Regions from separate parts of the Homo sapiens genome. Here all the other regions are linked to region 1. Evidence: chromatin loops called from intact Hi-C (ENCODE). Cell type or tissue: Calu3. All regions are shown on one strand. Region 1 has its middle 8.9 kb from the start of LINC01422. Region 2 has its middle 81 kb from the start of LINC01422. Region 3 has its middle 31 kb from the start of LINC01638.

Region 1 (8,000 bases):
ACTCTTTCTCTAACCTGGTATCACCTCCAGTCCTCATTTCAGGAACAGGCACCATCATGCAAATAGGTGCTCAGGCCTGAAACAACTCAACCTTCACTCAAACAACCCAACCTTTATTCCTCCCTCCTTGTCACATCCAATGTCCAATTCATCAACAAGTCCTGGCAGCTCTATTCCAAAAATGACTTCAAGTGCACTCATCTCTCCCCTCTCTACCTCTTGGTCTTGGCCACCTTCCTTTCCCACCTGGATAGCAGGAATGCCTCCCATCTTGCTCCTGGCCCTACAGTCATTTGTGCAAACAGTATCCAAAACAATTATTTTTGAAATGTCTATCTGAGTAGGTCACCACCTGGTTCAACCCTCCCCTATGGCCTCCCCATCACCAGAAATCCAAGGTCTTGGCAGCGCATGGCCTGAGCCCTGACTCCACTCCCCGATCTCCCCATCGCTCACTCTTCTGCAGTCACACTGGGCTCTTCCCTGTTACTTATGTGTGCTGGGATGCTGTCTTCTCACAGCCTCTGCATTTACTGATCTCTCCTCCTCAGAAAGAGATCTACCAATGCTCTTTCCCTAGACAGACCCTGGCTCACTCCTCCACCCCTAAAACAAAGGAACCACCTCCTCCTCCAGGGGGCCTTCCTTGACAACTTTATTTTAAATGGACTCTACATCCTCCCTCCCACCCCTTACCAGCCTCCCCTGTATCCCTGTAACTTCCCCCTCACCTCCCACCAGCCTCCCTTCCCACTCTCCAACAGTCTAGCTTCTCTCCCACTTCCTACCTGCTTCCCTCTCCCCCATTACCCGCATCTCTCCAGGGCCTCCCACCTACATTGGCCTCTGCCTTACCTCCTATGTGTAGAGGATTAAGTCTCTTCTCCACAACACTATGAGAGCAGAGATATTTGCTTCATTAGTTAACCACTGTATCCCCAAGACCTTGCACATAGTAGGTGCTCAATAAACACATGTTGCACAAGTGACACTCTCATGGTCTGATTTGTTCCAAGAAACTTCTTCAGCTGAAAACTCCAAGGAGATCGGCCCGTGGGAAGAGCAGGGTGGACTCTGAGCACCTCAGTGTTGGCTGACATGCCTAGAGAGACCCACACTGAGGGTTTTGCCTTTGATGATGACACACGGAGTCAGGCCTGGCAGTCCCCTTGGCTGATGCCACCAGGGACACCCCGGTAGTTCTGCAGCTTTCCCTTAATCATAAATATCTCCCCTTGGTGTCAGCAGACCCCTTGGAAATCACCAGAGGAAATACTGGCATCAAACCCCGATAAATTCCTAAATGCCCAAGCCAACCGCACCAATTTACAGCAGGTTTTGACTTTAATAATGTTTTGTCTTAGATTTGGCCCTAATTATAAATCATTTGCAACTGTGGTTTAAACCATAAGCAAATCTTACATGGCATTCTTATTATCTACTTAATATCGCAAAGAGAAAGATTTATGGAATCACATTCCGGGAATTAAGCAAACGAGGAAACTTTTAGGTGAGGGTGAAACACGTGAAAATTATAGTTTTGTCATAAAACGTTGATTGATCAATGATTATTGTAAAACGGTGGTAACTGTGCTGGCGTCAACATAAATCTGTAATTGGCTGGATTTATTCTTTTTCAAAATACTATATTTCCTACAGTTTTGACCATCGTGTTAATATGAATCTGTCAGATTTACTGTGGTTTTAACTTAATTAACTCCATTTAGCTTATGCATATATGTGTGCGTGCGTGCGTGTAGGATGTATGTGTGTGTGTGTGTATATATATACACACATAGATTTATATATGTTATACTTATCCTTAAAATGCAATGTCCACAGTCACTTTTACTTTTTACATAATCGTTTGTGGTTTTCTTCAAATATAATTTTTTACACATTTGGGAAAAACCCATTTTGCGTATGAAGCCAACTCTTGCTGCAGAAATGGGTTCAAAGCACTGTTAGAGTTTTTCACCTGTGGGGTGACCACATCAGGTAATGATATTGCATCTTAGGAGACAGGGAAGACTGCAAAAAGATCCTGAGTCAGGCTCAAATCTTGACTCTGCCACTGAGTGGCTGTATCACCCTAAAGAACCTATTCTACCTCTCTTTGCCTGTCTCATGTGTAAAATGGGAATGGATTACTTGCCCCTACTTCAGAGGCTACTGTGAGGCTTAATAAAGTGATGAATGTTATGTGGTTGGCATGAGGCTTGGCATGCAGTGGATGCTGAGTGCATGTTGTAGATGGCCCTTCCTTCTGCTTCCCAGCCAGGGAGTGGACTTGCGACGTTTGGGGTAGCATGCCCCAAGGAGTGAGGTCAAGGGAAAATCCTAACCCTCAGAGGAACCATCTTAGGAAGGGCCAGTTCCAGTGCCAGAGGGAACCAGCCCAAACACCAGAATCACCTTCTAACCCGATAGGACCAGGGAGATGGTGGGTTCAGATCAAAGCCACACAGGGACAGATAACCATACACTAAATCAAATTTAAAATAATAATAATAAAACAGTAGCTCCCACTTACCCAGAAACACTTTCTTTGCATCAGGTCCTATGCATTTTTTTAGTGGAGAGTAAAGGTCTCACTCTGCCACCCAGGTTGGAGTGCAATGGTTCAGTCAGAGCTCACTGCAGCCTCCAACTCCTGGGCTCAAGAGATCTTCCCCCTCAGCCTCCCAAGTGTCTGGCACTACAGGTGCTCGTCACCACACCCAGCTAGTTTTTCTAGTTTTTGTAGAGATGGGAGTCTCACTATGCTGCCCAGGCTGGTTTCAAACTCCTGGCCTCAAGCGATCCCCCCACCTTGGCTTCCCAAAGTGTAGTATTACAGGTGTGAGCCACAGTGCCTGGCCCATAATTCTTTATAGACTTGATTTTGTTATAAAGCTCAGCAAAGCCCACTAGCACATCAACCTTGAGATGAGAAAATTATGATTTCAGAAATGTGACTTGCCCAAGGTCACACAGCTAATAAGTAGTGGAGCTGAGACTCCAGGCCTACATTCTGAGGCACGGAGTTTTACTACCTCTGACTGTTACTGGGCCACACATTCCTCCAGCAGCTGCCCTCTCTCCTGGCAGCATGCATTCTGAACCGATAATTCCTTCCAAGTCTAAGCCAAGGAAAAAGGAGGCCCAGTTCAGCCACTGCAGTCTCTTCCTGTCTAATTGCTAAGAACAGAGCTAAGAAGTCATTGCTTTGAAGCTGAAACTCTTCTCTTTCTGTGGAGTTTCACGTTTGTATTTAATCGTGCTTTATTTTTCTTGATTCACACTGTGGAGCCAGTTAAAAATATTTTCTGAGAGCCTATTCTGAGTCATTGATTCGTGGTGTCTGTTCTGAAGTTGCCCAGGGTCAAGTGAGTCAGCTGTGGGTAAATGAACCCAGACACTGGATTTCACTGAAAAGTAAACACTCCAAGCAATGGAAAAAAAAATGTTGGTTTCATATATAACTTTCACATGCAAACTTCCCTCCAGTCTTCCCCTTCTTCCTCCACTTCTCCCCCATCTCTTTCTTCTCCCTCTCCCTTTCCTTCCTTTCCACATTGATTTTTCCCTTTTCTCATCTCTCTCCCTCTTCATTTTCTCCAGTCTTCTCTCTCCTTCTTTCAAACTTTTTTCTCCCGTTCCCTTTTCTCTCTTATTTCTCTCTCCATCTCCCTCTCTTCTTTCTTTTCTTTCATTTTTCTCTTCCTTCTTCTATTCTCTTCTCTTGTTTCCTATACTCTTTTCTATTTTGCACACAGGATTTTGTTTTTATTTAGGTGAGACCCACACAGCAGGAAGACGACTGCTATTGAAAAGATAGTTTATTACTCACAGTTCCCAAGAGGAGGGGGCGTAACACGTTACACAGGGCAGAAGCAGCCAGGGAAAGCATAGGCCAGGGCCTTTATCATGGATTTTGTTTTCTCAGTTAATGGTAGCCAAAATAAAATAATAATAATAATAATAGGCTGGGCATGGTGGCTCACACCTATAATCCCAGCACTTTGGGAGGCCGAGGCAGGCAGATCTCTTGAGCCCAGGAGTTCGAGACTAGCCTGGGCAACATGGTGAAACCCAGCCTCTACAAGAAGTACAAAAAATTAGCCTGGCACGGTGGTGCACGCTGTCCTCCCAGCTATTTGGGAGGCTGAAGTGGGAGGATCTTTTGAGCCTGGGAGGCACAGGTTTCAGTGAGCCAAGATTGTGCCACTGTACTCCAGCCTGGGAGACAGAGTGAGACCTTGTCTCAAAAACAGTAATAATACTAATGATAACAATATCATGGGTTTTACTGGAAAGAACAGGTGAGCCAGGGTAGGCAGACTTAGCATTGGCCATTTTGAATAATTTCGGCTGACTCTGGGCTATAGGGGCAGTCCCTAGTTGTCTGGTTCCTGGTCCTGGGGTGATTTGGAACAGGGGGATAGCGTCCTGGAAGGCAGGAGGTTGAAAAAAAGACTCAGGATTGGTTGGTTTGCATATCAAAGGCTTGCTCAGAAGAGAAGTGGTTTGCTACCTCTAGGAATTACCTAACCCTGGGAGGGGCACTCCCTCCTTGGATCCTCAAGACCTCCACAATTCCCAAGCATCATCAAAGACAGAAAGTTAAAAACACGATTTCTACATCTTTTTTCCTTCCTCTCTTTTACTCCTTCCCCTCTCCTCTTCTCTGTTCTCCCTTCTCATTCTCTCCTCCTTTCTGCCTCCCCAGGGCCTGGGAAGAACTCATCGCAAAGGTTCAGGTAAGCAGTAACAAAAGCCTAGGTTGAGTGGGTGGCAAGAAGCCAAGAGAGGAACAGACAGCATCACGAACTACTTGGGAGGTAGAACTCTCGTTTTCAGTGACTGGATGTGGCTCCGACAGCCCTGCTCAGCTCTGCCTGCTGGCCCGAGCTCCGCACCACCACTTCTGGGAAAGCCGCCCCTTCCTTGCTCCAATGGTGGCGGCTGCTGTGTCCTCACCCTGCCGCTATCCCGTGGGTTGGTTGTTTTGCCCAGGCCTGGAATTACCCAAATCCCCTTAAATACACGACTGCAAATGAGGACCCTGGAAAAAAAGGCAATAATTGTGACAGTAACTCACGGGGCCAGGCCTGACACGTCTCTAATTGCCTGCTAAAATTGTCGCTGTCTCCTAAAGTGCAAATTATCACCCGAAATGACAAGAATAATGAATGAGTAACTCTGATGTAATGCAACAATTAGTCCTCAAAGACACTGTCTAATATGGTAATTCAGAACACCCACTCCTTGTTATTAAGTGCCTGATAATTATTTAATTATCTATCTGCCAGCATGATTTACTTGGTTTATTTAGCTGCAGATGTGGGCAGGAGCGTTTGGGTTTAAGGTCAGAGTGAGCTGGCCCCTCCGCTGGCTGCCACATCGGTTTGCTTGGGTGCTGGAGGCTGCCGCCCGTCTGACTTCCCTAATTGGCTTTGGCAGTCCTGACCCAAAGTCGGAAAATTGCCTCTTCTCCACCCCCGGCTCCGGTTCAGGGTCATTCAGGGGCTGAGGGTCTTAAAGATCATGGATGAGAGTGCCTGCCTTCCCCTGCCCCTTCGGACCCTCCGACAGGTGATCAGAGTATTTGGGGGCAGCAGCTGCCCAAACTGAGCTTGATGTGAGTGTTTACTGTGCTGGGCACGGCGCCAACTCCTACACAAGTGTTAGCTCGTTTAATCTTCACAATAGTGCCAGGAGGTAGAGACAACTGGTGCTGGCATGTGACAGAGGAGGAAACTGGGACTTGGAGAAGTGAGGTCATTCGCCCAAGGTCCCACAGTGAACGAGTGGTGGGCCGGGACGAGCCTCCCTGTCCCCAGAGCCACTCTACTCTCCTGGACCCTGACAGTTGCAATGTGAGGATGGCCCCAAAGCTGTGAGTCACAGCTCATCCCAGGCCAGTGCGTGCCCAGAAGGGTCTGGGCAGGGACTCAGGAGGATCAGTGTCCTGCTCTCCAAATCATAAAATCACTGATAGGGAAAGCAAAAAGAGTGGCTCTAATCTCTGTTGGCTCAAGGAATTAACTAACCCAGAGCCAAGGAGTAGAAGGTATTACAGAGAGACAGAAGAGATCTACAGTAAGGGCCGCTTCCTAGCTGAATGCACTTGGGCAAGTTCCTTACCCTCTCAAAGCCTCGGTTTCCTCATCTGTAAAGTGGAGATGGTCAGAATTTGCCTATGATCGCCTGTTGAAAGTACCCTCATCATCAGATACTCTCCACCTTGCACCCTGTTGGGTTTCCTTTACTGAATGTACCTGACTCTCTGATTATCTTGTTCATTTATTTACTTATCCCCCCTCCTACCTGCCCCCACCCCCACCCCCACACACACATAAAACATAAACCCCAAGGGAGCAAGGACCCTGTCTGTTTTATTCCTCCTTCATATTCCCCGCATTGAGCACAATGCTTGGCACATCATGATCTCAGTAGTCTCAATAAATATCTGTAGAATGAATGAACAAATAAAATAATAATCAGAAGCCAGGTGGGGTCCCCAGCCAACTACCCCCTTGCCCAAGTGACTCCCCAGCATCTCCATGCACACAGCTCCCTACTCCCCATCTGTCCTGGCCATTAATGCTGATGACGCCTTACCTTCATGCCCATACATTTTCACCACGCAAAAGGCCATGATGACCACTCCAGCCACAGCTGTCATTTCCTTGCTCTGGTCCTCAGCTGACCTGAGACTCCAAGCTTCCACCAGCTTCCTCATTCCACATTTCTGGGGGATAAGTCTGATTGGTCCAGGCCACCTGGAGCAGATGATCTTGGCATCCCACACACCCACATTTCCATAATGCTCCCCATTTCCAAGCACATCTGCCCAATCTCCACCTTCCAGCACATGACTGTCGGCTGCTGGAGCTCTCTGTGGCTACACACAGGCCACACTGAGAATTAACCTCCCCAGGAGTCACCTTCAGTAAGGGCTGCCAGGAGTTGGTGGGTAAATAGCCCAGCTCCCTCATCCCTCAAATTGAGATCACATAGAAGTGTGAATTCTAGATTGCCTCCCCCACTTTCCCAGTAGGATAAAGCTCTGTCTCTCACGTAGTAGATGCCATTGGTGCCCCACTCAGATCCCCTTTGAAAAGTCAATGCATCCAACCTCCTTGATGGTACATTAAATGTGCATTAAACTGGTGTTGTACATTAAATGTATATTAAACTGGTAATGTACATTGGTAAGTCCAGCCCCCTGCCGTGGTGAATGTTTGCTGCTAACACAGCAGCACCCCACAGCTAACACTGCCCTCCACTGACAGGAGTTGCCTTACCTGAAAATCCTGGAGAGGGTGCACCATCCCCTCTGCACCAGTTGGATACACTGGTGTCATGTAGCCAATAATTGACTAATACAAGGGTACAAAAGGCCAGCCTCTTTACTCCAAGGCAGGACAACTCTAGGGTACAAGTCACACTCCAGAGCTCCTCGTGGGATCAACTGGAAGCGCAAGACGTTACCTGAATCCACGTCTTTTACTAGCTCAGGAAAGGCAGGGCCAAATCTCTCTTGCTCACTGCTGCATCTCCTGCACATAGCACAGTACTTGCTGAGTTAGTAAATGAGTGCAAATGAGTTCATTCATTCATTCATTCACTGATATGAGTGAATGAATGCATATGCATGTATAAACAGATGTATGTACATATGCACATCAATGAATACATTTAAGCCATGGTAATTCCCAAAGCAGGACCTAAGCACCTATTTTCTAAATTATTAGCATGTGCATTTAAGTGGCCAAAGATCAGCAAAAAGGGAGGTCTGGGCTGGAAGTCGGACGGACGACCTCACTTTTCATCCTTGACTCACTGCGTGACTTTGGTTTTTACATCTATTAAATCAGAAAAGCACATTTATTTTTCTCCATGCTTTTTTTCCCCAACTTAAACGCTGTGTAAGTTTATGTTGTGTGTATGTGTGTTTTTTAAACTTTTTAATTTTGATATCATTTTAGACTCCCAGAAAAATTTTAAAGTAG
Region 2 (8,000 bases), 72 kb after region 1:
GGCAAGGTGCATGCGTCTTTCTTCCAAGATGTCCAGGGCTGGGGAGTCTTGTGGAAATAAGATGGTTGTGCCTGGGAGGCCTCAATTCTGTCCTAACTCTGTCACTCCTTCCCTGGGGACCCCAGCTAAGCCTCCTGGCCTCTCTGGGCCTCAGCTTTCCCATCCACAAAATAGGGTGAAGGAAAAACAAGCTGCTGCTTGGTAGCATCCATCCCATAACAAGGGGAGTCTAGAGACCATTGTCAGACACAAGGAGACTGTGGTCCAGAGAGGTGAGGTGACTTGCTCAAGGCCACACAGCCCAGAAGTGCAAAGGCCGGGATGTGTTCCTGGTCTTGTGACTCCAGAACACACCAATTCCCAAGTTGCATCCGGAGCTGGAGGAACATGGCACAGACCTATGAATCTCAGCATTTACAGCGCCACGGACCCTTGGGGACCACAGCCACGTCGGGGAGCCACAGCAGGCCCATTCACTTCTTTTTTTTTTTTGGCATATTTAATGTATTTATTTATATATGTGTTTTTTTATTTCTTTAAAAATTGTTAAGTTTTATTTATTTTTAAAATCACTTCATTGAGACATGACTGACACCTAAAAACCTGCACCTGGCCTGGCACGGTGGCTCACGCCTACAATCCCAGCACTTTGGGAGGCCGAGGTGGGTGGATCCCAAGGTCAGGAGATGGAGACCATCCTGGCCAACATGGTGAAATCCCATCTCTACTAAAAATACAAAAATTAACTGGGTGTGGTGGCACATGCTTGTAATCCCAGCTACTCGGGAGGCTAAGGCAGGAAAATCACTTGGACCTGGGAGGCGGAGGTTGCAGTGAGCCGAGATCGCACCACTGCACTCCAGCCTGGTGACACAGCAACTCCATCTGAAAGAAAAAAAAAAGAGAAGAAAGAAAGAAAGAAAGAAAGAAAGAAAGAAAGAAAGAAAGAAAGAAAGAAAGAAAGAGAAAAAAGAAAGAAACCTATACCTATTTAAGGCTACAACTACATTAGTCCGGGAATAAGTATACACCAGTGAAGCCATCACCACCATCAAGGCCTTAGGTATATCCACTATCTCCCAAAATTTTCTCCTGTGTCATTTATATTATTAAGAGCATTTAGTGTAAGATCTACCCTCTGAGCAAATTTTAAGTGTACAATACAATATTATTAGCTATAGGCACTATGCTGTAGTATCTAGCTAGTACCTGTCTATAGGCACTTTGCTGTAAAATAGGTCTCCAGATAAGGGGTTAATATCCAAAATAAATAACAAATTCATGCAACTCAGTAGCAAAAAAAGACAACCCAATCACAAGGACCTGAAACAGACATTTCTCCTAAAACAACATACCAGTGGCCATCTACTTTCTTTTTTATTTTTTCCTTGCGATGGAATTTCACTCTTGTCACCCAGGCTGGAGTGCAATGGCACGATCTTGGCTCACTGCAGCCTCTGCTTCCCAGGTTCAAGCAGTTCTCCTGTCTCAGCCTCCCAAGTATCTGGGATTACAGGCACCCACCACCATGCCTGTCTAATTTTTTTTTTTTTTTTTGTATATTTAGTAGAGACATGGTTTTGCTAAGTTGGCCAGACTGGTCTAGAACTCCTGACCTCAGTGATCCACCCACCTCAGCCTTCCAAAGCGTTGGGATTACAGGCGTGAGCCACCACACCAGGCCTGGCCATCTACTTTCAACAGGCATGGTTGAAAGACTCCAGGCAGCCTCTTCCTGTGGCTTTGAGCTCAGGAGAGTGAATGGGAAGAGACAGGATTAAGGACAAAAGTTAACCACTGACCAGGCTTAGCAGTTAAGAATTGCAACGTGGCATCAGGGGCCCCGGGATTATATACTGGCTATGACATGTTGCATGCAGTATGATTCGAGGCAGTATTTCCCGTCTCTGAGCCTCAGTTTTCTCCACTGCAAAACAGGGGTAGTAATATTTCCTTCCAAGGGCTGGTATGATTCTTAATGAGACAGGTCCTGCACCACAGCCCAGAGGTGCTTCTGACACGTAAGGAGCAATGAGCTATTATAATATTACATCTTAGCTAGCAACACAGGTATAAGGTATCATAAAGAAGAAAAGGAGAAAGTGAGCAAGAGAGAATGTGAGAATGCTCTTTTGCTTTACCTTCTGAGCATATGTCCCCACTTCTAGAGCTGCACTGTCCAATACAGTAGCTGCAAGCTACAGTAAGCTACTGAGCGCTTGAAAGGTAGCTCATCTGAATGGAGCTGCGCTGTAAGTTCAAGTGTAAAATCTTTAGAATGAAAAAAAGTGAAACATCTCATTCATCACCGTTTCTATTGATTACATAATGAAATGATAATTTTGATGTATTGGTTAAATTAAATATTAACATTCATTTCACTTGTTACTTGTCAAACTTTTTTAATGAAGCTGCTTGAATTTTTTTTTTAATTTTTGTATATATAGGGAGTACAAGTTCCGATTTCTTACATACATATATTGCATAGATAGCGGTGACATCTGGACTTTTAGTGTACCCATCACCCAAATAGTGAATATTAAATAGAAAATTTAATTAACAAAAGAATTAACAACAAAAATAGAAAAGCTTAAATTACATATGTGGCTTGTATTACATTTGTGTTGGACAGCACTGCTCTAGAAAACTGAAAAAAAAAATCTACATTTAGGAGCTTGGATTCTGAGTTCAGCCACTTTTTGGCTGTGTGAACTAGTATAAGATGCTTGCCCTTTCTGAGCCTTAGTTTTCCTTATCTGTAAAATGGAGATCATTCTTTGAGAAGACATGATGAGAGCCAGATCATTATGTTTGCATCATATAGCACATATTCGATATATATGAGCCTCTTTTCTCTTTCATGGCCAGTTACCTGCTGTGTCCTGGGACAACTCCTGCCCCAGCTGGAGGCTCAGAAGGGATTCCCTGGCTGAGGCATTCAAGCTCTTCTAGCTGGGATCCCTGGGATCTCCAGGGGACACAAGCCTCAGGGAGGATCTTAGATAAATCCCTAGAACTGTGGCTGCAGCCTCTCAGCCTGGTTCCTGGAGCGAGAGGAGGCATTCTCAGATATGGTCAATTGCAAAATATGAATCAAGGTTCTTCCCAACCCTGTGTGTGCACCCTGACTGGACCCCCAGCTTTTGAGGACTCCCTGTGTCTCCTGCCCGGTGTTCACCCCTTTATCATAAAGCTACAGAAATAAGGAAGCAGCAGGAGAGGGGCGAGAGACAAACCTAGCCCTGCCCTTCCCTCCCTGGTTTCCACTCCTGTTTTTCTGCAGGCTGCAGGGCTCTGGACAGGTGAGGACACCCTGCTGGGAGAACTTTCCCTTCCCCATCGTAGCTTGGTTTTCAGGGTTGCCTTCTCTGGCTGGTGAGAAGCCAGGCATTTAATTGAATAGAACCATACAAGGTGGTTGCTATCTTTGCATCCCTGAGAGCTGAGGACACCTGCTGTCCATCCTGCCATGGAGATGAGGCCACTGAATGTTCCCAGGCAGGATGGAGGTTTGAGACTGTCTAGTAGACAGACTCTCCTACACTTTCAAATAGGAGGCAAAAGGGTTGTCGTACCCCCAGGATGGACCTTCCAGGGAGTAGGGATATTGTGACAGAGCCCCAATTACTCTTTATCTCTAGTTTCCCACTGAAAACATCTGCACCTGTTTCCTCCTAACCTAGAACAAGTTGTGGGGTCCTGGTCCCAGCCCTTCACCCAACTTGCTGTGTGCCCTGTGCAATCCTGAGAAAGTCTGTCCCTCTGATTCTTCTCTCTGGGATTCAGTAATATTTAAAAAACACTTCATGGTACTTGAGATAGAGTCAGGGATTTGAATGAGGTAAGCACTAACATTTGCCAGTTGTTAACTTTGTGTAAGTGGCTACATACACCTCCCCAAGCCTCAGTGTTCCTATCTGAGAGATGGGTATATTAATAGTATCTTCCTTACAATGTGGTTTAAATGTAAACGGTTTTGGGGTTTTTTTTTGTGTGTGGGTGGGGGAGGCGGGGATGGAGTCTTGCCGTGTCACCCAGGCTGGAGTGCGATGGCACTATCTCAGCTCACTGCAGCCTCCATCTCCTGCGTCCAAGTGATTCTCCTGCCTCAGCCTCCCAAGTAGCTGGGATTACAAGCACCCGCCACCACACCTGGCTAATTTTTTGTATTTTTTAATAGAGACAGGGTTTCACCATGTTGGTCAGGCTGGTCTCAAACTCCTGACTTCAGGTGATCTGCCCACCTCGGCCTCCCAGAGTGCTGGGATTACAGGCATGAGCCACTGCTCCCAGCCAAATGGTATTTTTTAATAAAGCACTCAACACAGTATCTGACACTCAGCAAATGTTCATTAAATGGTTATTGTCAGTGGTATGCTAGTAAAACGGCTCTCAGGAGTGGGGAGGAGTACTGATTTGTAGCACTAGCCCATTTCTGTGGTGTAAGTACTTCCGCTATAACTTATTTCAACCCAATAGCATAACTTGCTTACAAAACTCCTGAATATTTAACAAAGGACCGGTAGTCAGCTCCAGCACCTTAAGGCCAGTTATTATTGTTGCTAATATTGATGCTATTCAACCAAGCATCTTCGTGTGTTTATTTGTTCCTTTTTGTTTTTCCCTTACGTGGCAAACCTACATAGGATCTCACTTCAACATTAGATTTTGCAAATTAAAACTAGTTTGAAAGCCATCAAAGCAAATGATCGGGTAAGATCTCTTATAGCTCTAAATAACTTCCCAGGGGTTCTACACCCAAGCGCTCCCCTCTTAGAGACAGTGACCTAGACTCCCTGCCAGCCACAGAACCCTGCCCCATGCCCTTTTCCCTCATAGCCCTTCACTGGACAAATGAAAAAATGCACCCCAAAAGAGGGGCACGAAGGACTAAGAAACAGAATTTTCCCCTGATGCATTCTAGCTGCGTAGGCTCTGACAAGTAACCCAGCTCCTCTGAGCTTGTTTCCTCATCTGACTCAGAGAGCTGCCATGAGGGATTGATGAGAAAATTTGCATAAAAGCCCATCACCAAGTAATGCCCAGTAAAAACAGCTATTATTTAAAATACTACTAATAATACAACCACCAAGTCTGGGGCCCCTGCTCCCTGACGGAAAGTCTATGGGGGCCCCCAGTCCTCCTATAAGTTCTGCGAATAGCAGCACAGAGCTGGACCCAGGATCTGAGCACCCCCATCTCCCACTCCCCCTATCCCCAGCCATTTCTCTTCCACCCTCATTGTTCCAGGACTAATTTATTTATTTCCGTCTGAATCCTCAAAGTCTATCAAGCTGTGGAGTAGTTGGATGGATTTTTTAATTAATTGAAGCAGAATCGATGAAAAAGTGATTGTTTTGGCCCTGGCTGGGGGGGGAGCCCAGAGTGGGAAATAAATGGATGGCTTTGTTGTGGGGGGGTTGCCTTATCGAGCCGTGGTTTGGCTATGGGTAGTGAGACCAGGGAGGCCCAGCATGTGCCCTGGGCAGCAGGATGGAGAAGTGAAAAGTGACCAGCACACTCCCACTCCTCAGAGTCCAGGAGATCGGAGTTCAGGCCACCCCACCCCTCTTACCAGCTGTGTGGCCCTGGACCAGTCAACCTTGGTACTTCTCTGAGCCTCTGTTGCCTTGGGGGATTGCTGTGAGGATTAAACTCTGAAACCTACTACAAGATGAATAAATGTTGAAGACATAGTGCTAAGGGGAAGATGCTGGACACCAAAGCACAGATATTGATGACTCTACCTATAGGAGGTACCTAGGATAGGCAAATTCACAGAGACAGAAAGTGGAATAGGGCAATGATCCCCAACCTTTTTGGCACCAGTGACTGGTGGGGGGCGGGGGGTGGGGCAGAAAGCTTTCAGGATGAAACTGTTGCACCTCAGATCATCAGGCATTAGATTCTCATAAGGAATGCACAACCTAGTTCCCTCACATGAGCAGTTCACAATAGGGCTGGTGCTTCTATGAGAATCTAATGCCACCACTGATCTAACAGGAGGCAAAGTTCAGGCAGTAATGCTCACTCACCTGCCGCTCCCCTCCTGCTGTGCAATCCAGTTCCTCACAGGCCACCAACCAGTAGCCATCCTTGGCCTGGGGGTTGGGGACCCCTGGAGTAGAGGGTACCAGAGGCTATGGACTTATCATTTTAAAAGGGACAGAGTTTCTGTCTGCGATGATTCAATATTCTGGAAATGGATAGTGGTGATGTTTGCATGACATTGTGAATGCCCCTAATGCCGTTGAACTGTATGCCTAAAAATGGTTAAAATGGTACATTTTGTCTTGCATATATTTTACCACAACAATAAATAAATAAATAAGGTGTGCTATGTGTTTAGCACTGCCTGGCTCCTAGTAGGTGCTCACTAAATATGCATATATTATTATCATTATTATTATTACTATTATTTTTAAAATTACTGGGGTGAAGTGTCTCAGATGTGATAGACTACAAAATATGACCAAAAATTCTTTCCAACCTATATGCACTCCTCTTTGCAATGTGACTTGGTGACTCCTTTCCTCAAAAGGTAGGTTCTCAGCACTCCCATTATTGGGTGTCTACCCAAAGGAAAATAGATCATCATACTGAAAAGACACATGCATTTGTATGCTCATTACCATGCTGTTCATAATAGCAAGGCATCAAATCAACCCAACTGCCTGTCGACAGTGGAATGGATAAAGAAAATGTGGCACATATACACCAGGAATACTACGCAGCCATAAAGAGAATGAAATCATGTCCTTTGCAGCAACATGGATGCAGCTGGAGGCCGTTATTCTAAGCTAAACATCAAGTACTCATGGACTAAAGATGACAACAATAAACACTAGGGACTACTGAGGGGAGGGAGTGAAGGGGAAAGAACTGAAAAACTACCTATTGGGTACCATGCTCGCTCCCTGGGTGCAATATACCTATGGAACAAACTTGCACATGTGCTCCCTGTATCTAAAATAAAAGCTAAAAGATTTTTTACAGGAAGGGTGGAGTCTTGTTTCCTTGCCCCTTGAATGTGGGCTTGGCCAGTGACTTGCTTTGGCCAATGTTTCCCATGGCTGCTGTAACAAATGGCTACAAACTTAGTGGCTGAAAACAACACAAATGTGTTCTTATTTCCGAAGCTCAGAAGTTCAAAATGAGTCTAAGGGCTAGAGTCAAGGTGTCATCAGACTTCTCCTTCTGGAGGTTCTGGGGTAGAATCTGTTTCCTTGCCTTTTTCAGCTTGTAGGAGCTGCCTGTATTCCTTGGCTTGTGGCCTCTTTTTTCATCTTCAAAGCCCATGGTTCTAGTCTCTGCTTCCATCATCATATCACCTTCTCCTCTTCTGTAGTATCCCTCTGCCTGCTTCTTATAAAGACACTTGTTATAATATCAATGGGCCCACCATAATTCAAGATAGTCTCCCCATTTTAAGATTCTTAAACACATCTTCAAAGTCTCTTTTGCCATAAAAGGTGACATATTTACAGGTTCCAAGGATTAGGACATGGACATCTACAGAGTAGGGGATGGGAGTGCATTATTCAGGCTATGACAATCCATGAGACTTCAGCCAATGTGACAGAGGAAGAAGCTCAAGAGGAGCTTTGCCAAGGAACTTGCCCTCTTTTGCCGGGCCCGGAACCCTTCCATCACAAAGAGTGCAAGCCCATGCTAGCCTACTGGATAATGGGAGACATGCGGCTTATTCACTTCTGCAACCACAGCCAACAGCCAGCCAACCCCAAGGGTGGAACCACACACGCTGACCAGCAGCTGATGGCCACCTCTTGTGTGAACCCAGCCAGGACCAGCAGAAGAACCTCCCAGCTGAGCCCAGCTCAACTTGCCAGACCACAGATTCCCAAGTGAAAGAAGTTGTTCTTGGTTTAAGCCATGGAGGAGTCTCATGTGGTTTGTTAAACAGCAAAAACTAACTGAATCACCAGAGGACCACTGAGAAGCTGAGGGAAGGTAACATTTATTAAACACCAACTGTAATA
Region 3 (8,000 bases), 300 kb before region 1:
AACTTGGCAGCAGTGCAGGCTGGGGCACTTACATGGAGCCGTGGGCTTGGAGGCTGCAGACCTGGGCAGGGGCCAGGCTTTCTGGGACTTGTGCTGGTACAAGTGAGACTGTTCCAGGCTGTCTTTGGGAGAGCTTCCCAAGGCTGTGGCTTTGAAGGGGCATTTCTGCTGCACTCACCACTGCATCCACATAGCTCTGATGGTCTCCTCTCTCTCTTTCACACTCTGAGCCTGGCTTTTCCCAGGAATCCAATAGCTGCCACTGAGCCATGACCCTTCTAGACTCTTTTTCCCCATGCTGAGAAAGCATCTTGATGTTGCCAAGAAAAAGACCTGGGTGGGGGACTTCAGAGGAGGAAAGAGCTTCTGCAGAGGACAGATGCTTCAGCCTATGAGAGAAAAAGGAGGAAAAGGGAGAGAGATGACTTTGGCTTGGATTACTGGAAAGAGAAGCTGTCCACTCGCTGGAGACATGCAGAGGAAAGGGAAGATTTGGAGTTGCTTCCAAACTTGGCCATCTTGCTTTGGAGACAACCGCGTTTGCTAAGTCTTGGATTGGCTGGAGAAGAAACTCAGCTATGGGATTCTGGCTCCTCAGTTGCAGAGAGGGTGGGGACATTTGGGGTTTTCGTGTTGGCTCTTAAACACAGAAGTGGGAAGAAGCTAGGGATGGCTGAGAACCCAGCCTCTCCAGTTTACCTCTCCAAACAGAAATTTGTTGGGCAGCTGAGGAAGCAGAGTTGGAAGATGTCAATTTCAATCCTGCTGTGACCCCTCCTGGCCACCTTAGGTTCCCCCATTTTATCCCTTAATCACCCCCTGCATGTGTGCATCGTACTTTTCTCAAACTTTGTGTCATTTTCATTGCTGGGCTCACCTAGTGTCTCTCTTCTGGGCTCTGAGCAGGCTCCAGTTGCCCCAGAGCCCAGCACTCAATACTTTATGAATAAATGAATAAATGATCATGCAGCATAATCTGCCAGATTGTAATCATTTCTCTTGGCCTCAGTCTTCACCTCTGTCAAGTGGGAATAATAATGCCTTTAGCTGCTTGTGCATGTCTGGTGCATATCTGGGCTTCAGTGTTTGATGGCAGAACAAATGCCCCAATGTGTGAGAAAAGGACTCCTGCTCTGCTGATTTACTTTGTTCATTATCTTTAACATCAAGAGGGATGTGGACATGTTGAAGTAGGTTCCTCTGCAGTTCTCATCTCCCTTTTGCTTATTCGCACATATTGAGCTCCCTCTGGGCCATAGGTGCTTTCCAAACACAATTTCTCAAGCATATAGTCCCAAGTTGGGTGCCCAAGAAGCATAGTGAGGCAGAGTTTACCATGCATGTCATTTATTAGGAAGACTCTTCGGATTGACACCCACAGAAGGGAGGGAAGAGGGGAAGTGGGTGGAGGGAGAAGTTGAGTCACGATGCAGGCTGAACAATGGCCTCAGCCAACAACATGGGCAGCCCTGAAGCTAGAATAGCCCTTCAGTGCCATCCAGGCCTTTATAACTTACATGGATCAGTCATTGGATGAAGGCCTCCTATCCCCACAAGGATATGACCTCAGATGAAGTTCTGGAGCTGGGGCCATCCCTTAAGGGGCCAGTGGCTAAGGCGAGCACTCCCAGATGCTGGGACGATGAGACTTTCCTCGAAGAGGGATCCGAGCAGCACCTCTTAATGTCCACTGCACAACTGTCCCCAAAGGAGGGTACTGCTACCTCCACATATGGATGAGGTCACTGAGGTTCAGATGGGTAAACAGTCTCACCCCAGGACACACAGACAGGAGCTGCCAGGACCTCCCACTTCCATAGCTTCCTATGTCTCTCACCAATGCCCCGATGCTGCGCAGACCTGCGCCAAGCAGCCAAAAGCACAAACCCCGCGCCCGAGTCACTTCCCGTCAGCTGGCAGGCCTGCCACCCCGCGCCTCGCGGCTTTGCCTGGAGCCCGCCAGGCGAGGTGGCTTCCCTGCCCGAACCCATCCATCCGCTTGTGTTTATTCTGTGCGCAGCCAACAGCTGCCGGGAGCTGGGCCTGCCAACTCTGCTGCGTTCAGGGATGCGTCTCTCCACCCATCTCAGAGAGCTCTCTCCTGCTGGCTCTTTCTGGGAAGCCTGGCTTATTTTTATTTTTCTCTTTCTCCTTCCCAGCGGTGTAGCTGGATTTCAGAAGGACTTGCAAGAGTTGAGGGGAGGGAAGAGGATACAGCATCCAAGATGTTGGAGGCTGGAGAGTAGCTGCAAAATTTCTACTTTGGGCAAAACGCCGTGGCTCATGCCTCTAATCCCAACACTTTGGGAGGCTGAGGTGGGAGGATCGCTTGAGCCCAGGAGTTCGAGACCAGTCTGAGCAACACAGTGAGACTTCATCTCTACAAAAAATAAAAAGAAAATCAGCAGAGGATGGTGGCATATGCCTATGGTCCCTGCTACTTGGGAGGCTGAGGTGGGGGGATGGCTTGAGCCCAGAAGGTCGAGGCTGCGGTGAGCTGTGATCACGCCTCTGTACTCCAGCATGGGCAACAGAATGAGACCCTGTCTCAAAAAAAAAAATCTACTTTGGATTCTAGTTCTTTCATTTTTCATTTATTTTCCTTGTTTCTTACCAACATGTAGTTTTTTAACGTTACAGGATAAGGGCTGACAAATGACTGGTTTATGAGTGTGGGTTTGGAACATGAATTTGCAAAGGGGACAGCCTGGGTATTCTGTTCTCTGTTTTGCTGTGTGACCTTGGCTGGGTGTCTTTACTTCTCTGAGCTCCCAATTCTTCATCTGTGAAGTGGGTTAATGATCCCATTTCTCAGGTCCATTTGGAGGACTGAATATGAGAGTGTTAGGAAAACTACAGTGGACCAAATAGGTGCTGAATAAATGAGATGTTGTGTCATGATTTTTCCCCTGGTACTTTCTCTAAGGAGATTGGTGATGAGCCTGTCCTCCACTGTTCTGAATACTCACTCAAGTTGGTATGGTACTTTGCAGTTTGTTGCACAGGAATTGCATCATCTTTGAAGATGCCACGAATTTTCTGCAACCTGCAAAGCAGGTTCTCTTCTCACACCTTTCATCCATCTCCGTCTGACCAATTTCTCCCTGTCCTTTGGCTTGGCTCACATATCACTTCCTCTAGGACAGTGGTCAGCAAACTTATTCTGTACAGAGCCAGACAGTAAATATTTTAGACTTCGTGGGGGCACCTGGTCTCTGTTGCCACGACTCAACTCTGTTGTCAAAGTGCAAAGAGGCACAAACAATACACCAATGAATGAGCATGGCTATGTTTCAATGAAGTGTGATTTATGGACACTGAAATTTGAATATCGTATACTTTTCAAGTGGCATGAAACATGATTTTGATTGTGTAAAACCATTTAAAAGTGTAAAAACCATTCTTAGCTTGTGAGCTGTATGAAAGAGGCAGTGGGCCAGATTTAGCCTGGGGGCAGTAGTTTGCTAAACCTTGCTCTGGGAGGTAATTGCTGGTCACCCCCTGTCCTGTGGGCAGGCTACATTAAGGGCCTTTCATCAGGGTTTCCACATCACAGCACTGACAACAGAACATCCTAATTACCTGTTAACTCCTCTGTGGACCACCAGCTCCTTGAGGGAAACACTGGGTTTTATTCATCACAAAACCCTCAGCACCAACACATAGTAGGTAGTCGACAACTACATATTAAACAAGCCCGTGTGTGGATGAATGAACCTTTTAAGCAGCTCCACGTTGCAGATATAAGCTCCATTTTACAGATGTGGAAACGGAGGCTCAGAAAAGGAAAGGGATTTTCTCAACATCACGCAGCTGCAAACATGACTGAGCTGGGGCTCAAACTCCCGAAAGAAGAATGTTAATTGAGCAATTGCTATGTGCCAGACACAGTGGTGCTTGGGGCTTCATATGCCTCAGTCCCCATTTATTGGACACCGCTGTGTGTCAGGACCTACCTGGGTCATACCCCTTTAGGTTCAGAACATTGGATTTCTCACTGTGAGAGCACCAGGCTTGTCTTGCCCGTTGTTGAGTGCAAAGAACAATTCTGGAATGATGAATTCCTACCATACCTGAGCTAGGCACTTTTCAAATTTAAGTCCTTCATCCTTGCTCACCACATCCCAGAAGTGCAATCTGCAAATCAGCTTAAAAGGAAATTAATTAATTTTAAAAAAAAGAAAGAAAAAAGCAAAAAACAGTGACAGCCATCGCAGCAGCAGCAACAGCAGCATCTGCTGAGTCAGATCGGTTATCCATCCACAATAATCGATGGCTCGTCATCCAGCCATTTCCCTCCTCCAAATACACAAATTAATAAAGAAAGGGTCTGGGCTTGCAGACAACAGAAAGGGCACCCAAAGCAAAATTGCCTCCGGCTGGGAAAAAGTCACCTCCCCAGAACGATGCCCACGTCAGCTCTGCTGCCGAAGTGGGAGATACTGGAGGTAAGTCCCAGTCTCAGCCAAGAGGGCTGCAGCCCACAAGGGCCCTGCATGAGATTAAGGTTGGTAAGAAGGAACGCCAGCTGTCTAAGGCAGGCCCTAGCTCTAAGTGGCTCCTGAGGTGTATTTGGTTCCCAGCCCAAATCGAGTGCCCCAGCGGCCCTGTTTTATTAAGCAGGCCCAAGTGGCAGGAGGCTTTAGTCGGAGAATGAGGCGCTTTACCACTCATGCTGGCTTCTGGGCCGAGCCCCTTGGCCGCACTTCACAGGTCCCCAGCGCAGCCCCCCTTGGCGTAACCATTGCGAATCCACTTGTTGACGGTGGCCTGGTTGTAGGATTTAATGGTGGAATAATATTTACACAGCAAACTCCTCCAGAGGTGTCCTAAACACCGTAAATGGGATTTTCGGAGCTTAGTGAGAGTTAGTGGACTCAAGACAGGATAATGTGGCAACTGGTGGCCCTAATCTGATCTGGCCCCTTCTGCACGGTGAAGACTTAGTGGGCGGAACTGTTTTCAGAGTTGGCAAAAGTTGCTTCTCACCGCTCCCTCCTCTCCCTTTCTTTCCCCTGTGAACTTTGAAATATTTTTAGCACTATGTGGCCTGCAATGGCTTCATCTCAGCTGCTGTAGATGCCAATAAACCCCACACCCATGCCTATGGGACCAGCGATGGACCTTTGAAAGGGTAAGTGTTAGGGGAAGGGTGGGCAGGAGGAAGGCAGACTTAATCACTTCTTCTCTCCCTCTCTCTCTCTCTTTTTTTTTTTTTTTCCTGAAAGCAGCACAGAATATACCTTAAAAAAAAAACCTTGGATTTTAGTGTCAATATCAGAATTAATTTCATACTTATGGATCCAATGGGCTTTAGCCACCATTCAGTCCTTGATCTACACTACAGGTAGAGCTGCATCTCAAAAGGTTCAAGAGTCATAAGTTCAAATCCTGACTCTGCTACCTCCTAGATGACTCACTTCCCTCTCCAAACCTCAGTTTTGTCATCTGTCAAATGGGTATGATGGACAATACCCATCACAGGGCTGTGGTGGCAAGTATATGAGTAAAGTATAGAGGGAACTTCGTGTAAGTAGAATCATACAATTTGTACTCTTTTGTGTCTGGCTTCTTTCATTCAACATAAGGTTTTGGAGACTGGTTTTTGTTGTTGCATGTAGCAGTACTTTGTCCTTTTTACTGTTGTGTAGGATTCCAATGTATGAATATACCACAATTGACTTATTTATTCTCTTGTTTATGGTCATTGGGTTATCTCCAGTTTGAGGCCACTATAAATAAAGCTTCAAGAACATTGTGATACAAATCTTTTTGTGAACATTTATTTTTATGTCTCTTGGTAAATACTTAAGCATTGAATTGCTGGGTCAGAAGGTAGGACTATGTTGAGTGCTGTAAGAAACCACATAAGATGTTTCTCCAAAATTCTGGTACCATTTTACATTCCTGCCAACAATGTATGAGAGTTCCAGTTACTCCACATCCTTGTCAACATTCGATGTTGTCAGTATTTTTCATGTTATTCATTCTTGTGGGTATGTAGTAGTCTCACTGTGTGTATAGACCTCTTTAAAAAAGTCAGTGCCAAATTCTCTTCCACTTCATAAAATGCCTGAACTGGAAGGACCTTTATCTTTTAGATGAGGAAACTGAGGTCTGGAGAGGAAAAGAGACTGACCCACCATTTTATAGTGTCTTAAAGGTAATGCCAGATTAATAACCCAGGCTTCTGACAGCTGACCTAGGACTCACAATAAGAATGTGTCATTAAATTGAGCACCTATATGTGCCAAGCATTGAAGCAAACTGTCTCCTCTTCACTATTTAAGTCATTCATTCATTCATTCAACAGACACTCACTAAGCTTCCCCCTGGCCCAGTAACCTTTTAGCACTACAGATACAGAAAGAAATAATAAAACCTCCTAGTTTACAAAGAACTCACTCTACTGAATGAGAATCTTCCATCCTTGATCCAAGTCATATTTTTTTCCACTTTAGACATGGCAAGAGCCACATGCATTAATGCATAAAGTGTGCTTTCATTAGTGTACAGGAAGCTGCTACAGCACTTTGAGAATTTTTTTTTTAATGGAGACTTGCTCTGTCACCCAGGCTGGAGTGCAGTGGCATGGTCTCGGCTCACTGCAACCTCCGTCCCTGAGTTCAAGCTATTCTCCTGTCTCAGCCTCCTGAGTAGCTGGGATTATAGGTGTGCACCACCACACCTGGCTAATTTTTGTATTTTTAGTGAAGATGGGGTTTCCCCATGTTGGCCAGGCTGGTCTTGAACTCCTGACTTTACATGATCCACCCGCCTCAGCCTCCCAAAGTGCTGGGATTACAGGCGAGAATCTTGACTACTATAGCAAAGATGGGGGGAGCTAACTCCAGAAGATATATGTATTTTTGCTCTTTCCCTTCATTTTGTTTCTAAACTTTGGTCATCATGCACCACATATTCCCCTGAAAGAGTTCTGCTGAGTGTCCCTAGAGGAAGGCTAGAAGTCCAACAGCCCTGGTGGGAAGAAAAAGCTTTGCAGGGGGAAGGATCTTTTCTCAACACCAATCATTCAGGGAAGGCCACCGGGGTCCCATGAGAACTGCTTGGTTATTTCTAAAGTCAACTGGAAGTGGATTTCCAGGCCAAGGCAGAGAAGAGGCCTTAGCTATTGTATCATCCAGAAGTTTCTGTAGACAGATCATGGCTTGGATTAGCTGTCTAAATTTCACCCTCTATATGGAAATAAGTGGGGGAAACATTAATATGCAAATTCCTGGGACTTACCTGTAAGCATTCTAGTTCTATAGATGTGAGAGAGAAACCCACAAATCCTTCCTTTAAAAAAGTTCCATGGGAGCTGGAGGGCTTTTAGGGTAGCGAAATTATTCTGTACATTATTATAATGCTGGATACGTGTCATTATAAATTTGTCAAAAACCATGGACTGTACAGTACCAAGAGCGAACCCGAATGTAAACTATGAACTTTGGTTGATAATGATATGTCAGTGTTAGTTCATCTATTGTAAGGATGTTGATGGTGCGGGAGGCTATGTTGGTGGGTGAGGGATAGGTGGGAACTCACTGTACTTTCTTCACAATGTTGCTGTGAATTTGAAACTGTTCTAAAAAATAGTCTATTAGAGAAATAGAAGCTCTATGGATTTATGCAACCATCAATAACTGTAACACCTTTCCCTGCCCAAAACCGTTCCATGGTTTCTCAGTGTCCTCACAACAAAGCCATGCTCCTTAGCCTGGTCTCCAGGGCCCTGTGAGGTCTGGCTCTGCTCTTCTCCCCATCACCCCTTACTCAGCACTTCTGAACATCTCTGAGTCCTGGGATAAATTCATTCTCATTCCAGAGTCTTCACTCAGGCTGTTCTCTCTAGAAGCATTTTTCCCCTCACTTCACCATCACTGTTTGCCAAAAATATTCGTATATGCTCATCAAGTCTTGGCTTAGGTGTCACCTCTTCCAGGTATCCTTCCCTGATTGCCCCTGACTGAATCAGGTGGTTTCCCTGGGCTTCCACA

The links. A loop is a pair of places that touch in the nucleus more often than their neighbours do. Peaks named below come from ENCODE experiments on the same cell type or tissue, not always from the same donor. Only the 100,000 strongest peaks of a DNase experiment are listed, where the experiment ranks them.
Region 2: it touches region 1 in a loop (9-fold over the local background); 2 of 110 quality-filtered maps call a loop at or near these places.
Region 3: it touches region 1 in a loop (7-fold over the local background); 2 of 110 quality-filtered maps call a loop at or near these places.

What each region holds. Positions count from the first base shown.
Region 1 is chr22:26,890,386-26,898,385 of GRCh38, reverse strand. No RefSeq gene overlaps it. Among named protein-coding and RNA genes, the nearest start is that of LINC01422, 8.9 kb to the left of the region's middle. In Calu3, no CTCF peak of the experiment used is centred here; DNase peaks (open chromatin) are centred at 3,365, 5,655 and 7,265.
Region 2 is chr22:26,817,939-26,825,938 of GRCh38, reverse strand. No RefSeq gene overlaps it. Among named protein-coding and RNA genes, the nearest start is that of LINC01422, 81 kb to the left of the region's middle. In Calu3, no CTCF peak of the experiment used is centred here; no DNase peak of the experiment used is centred here.
Region 3 is chr22:27,189,318-27,197,317 of GRCh38, reverse strand. No RefSeq gene overlaps it. Among named protein-coding and RNA genes, the nearest start is that of LINC01638, 31 kb to the left of the region's middle. In Calu3, no CTCF peak of the experiment used is centred here; a DNase peak (open chromatin) is centred at 3,057.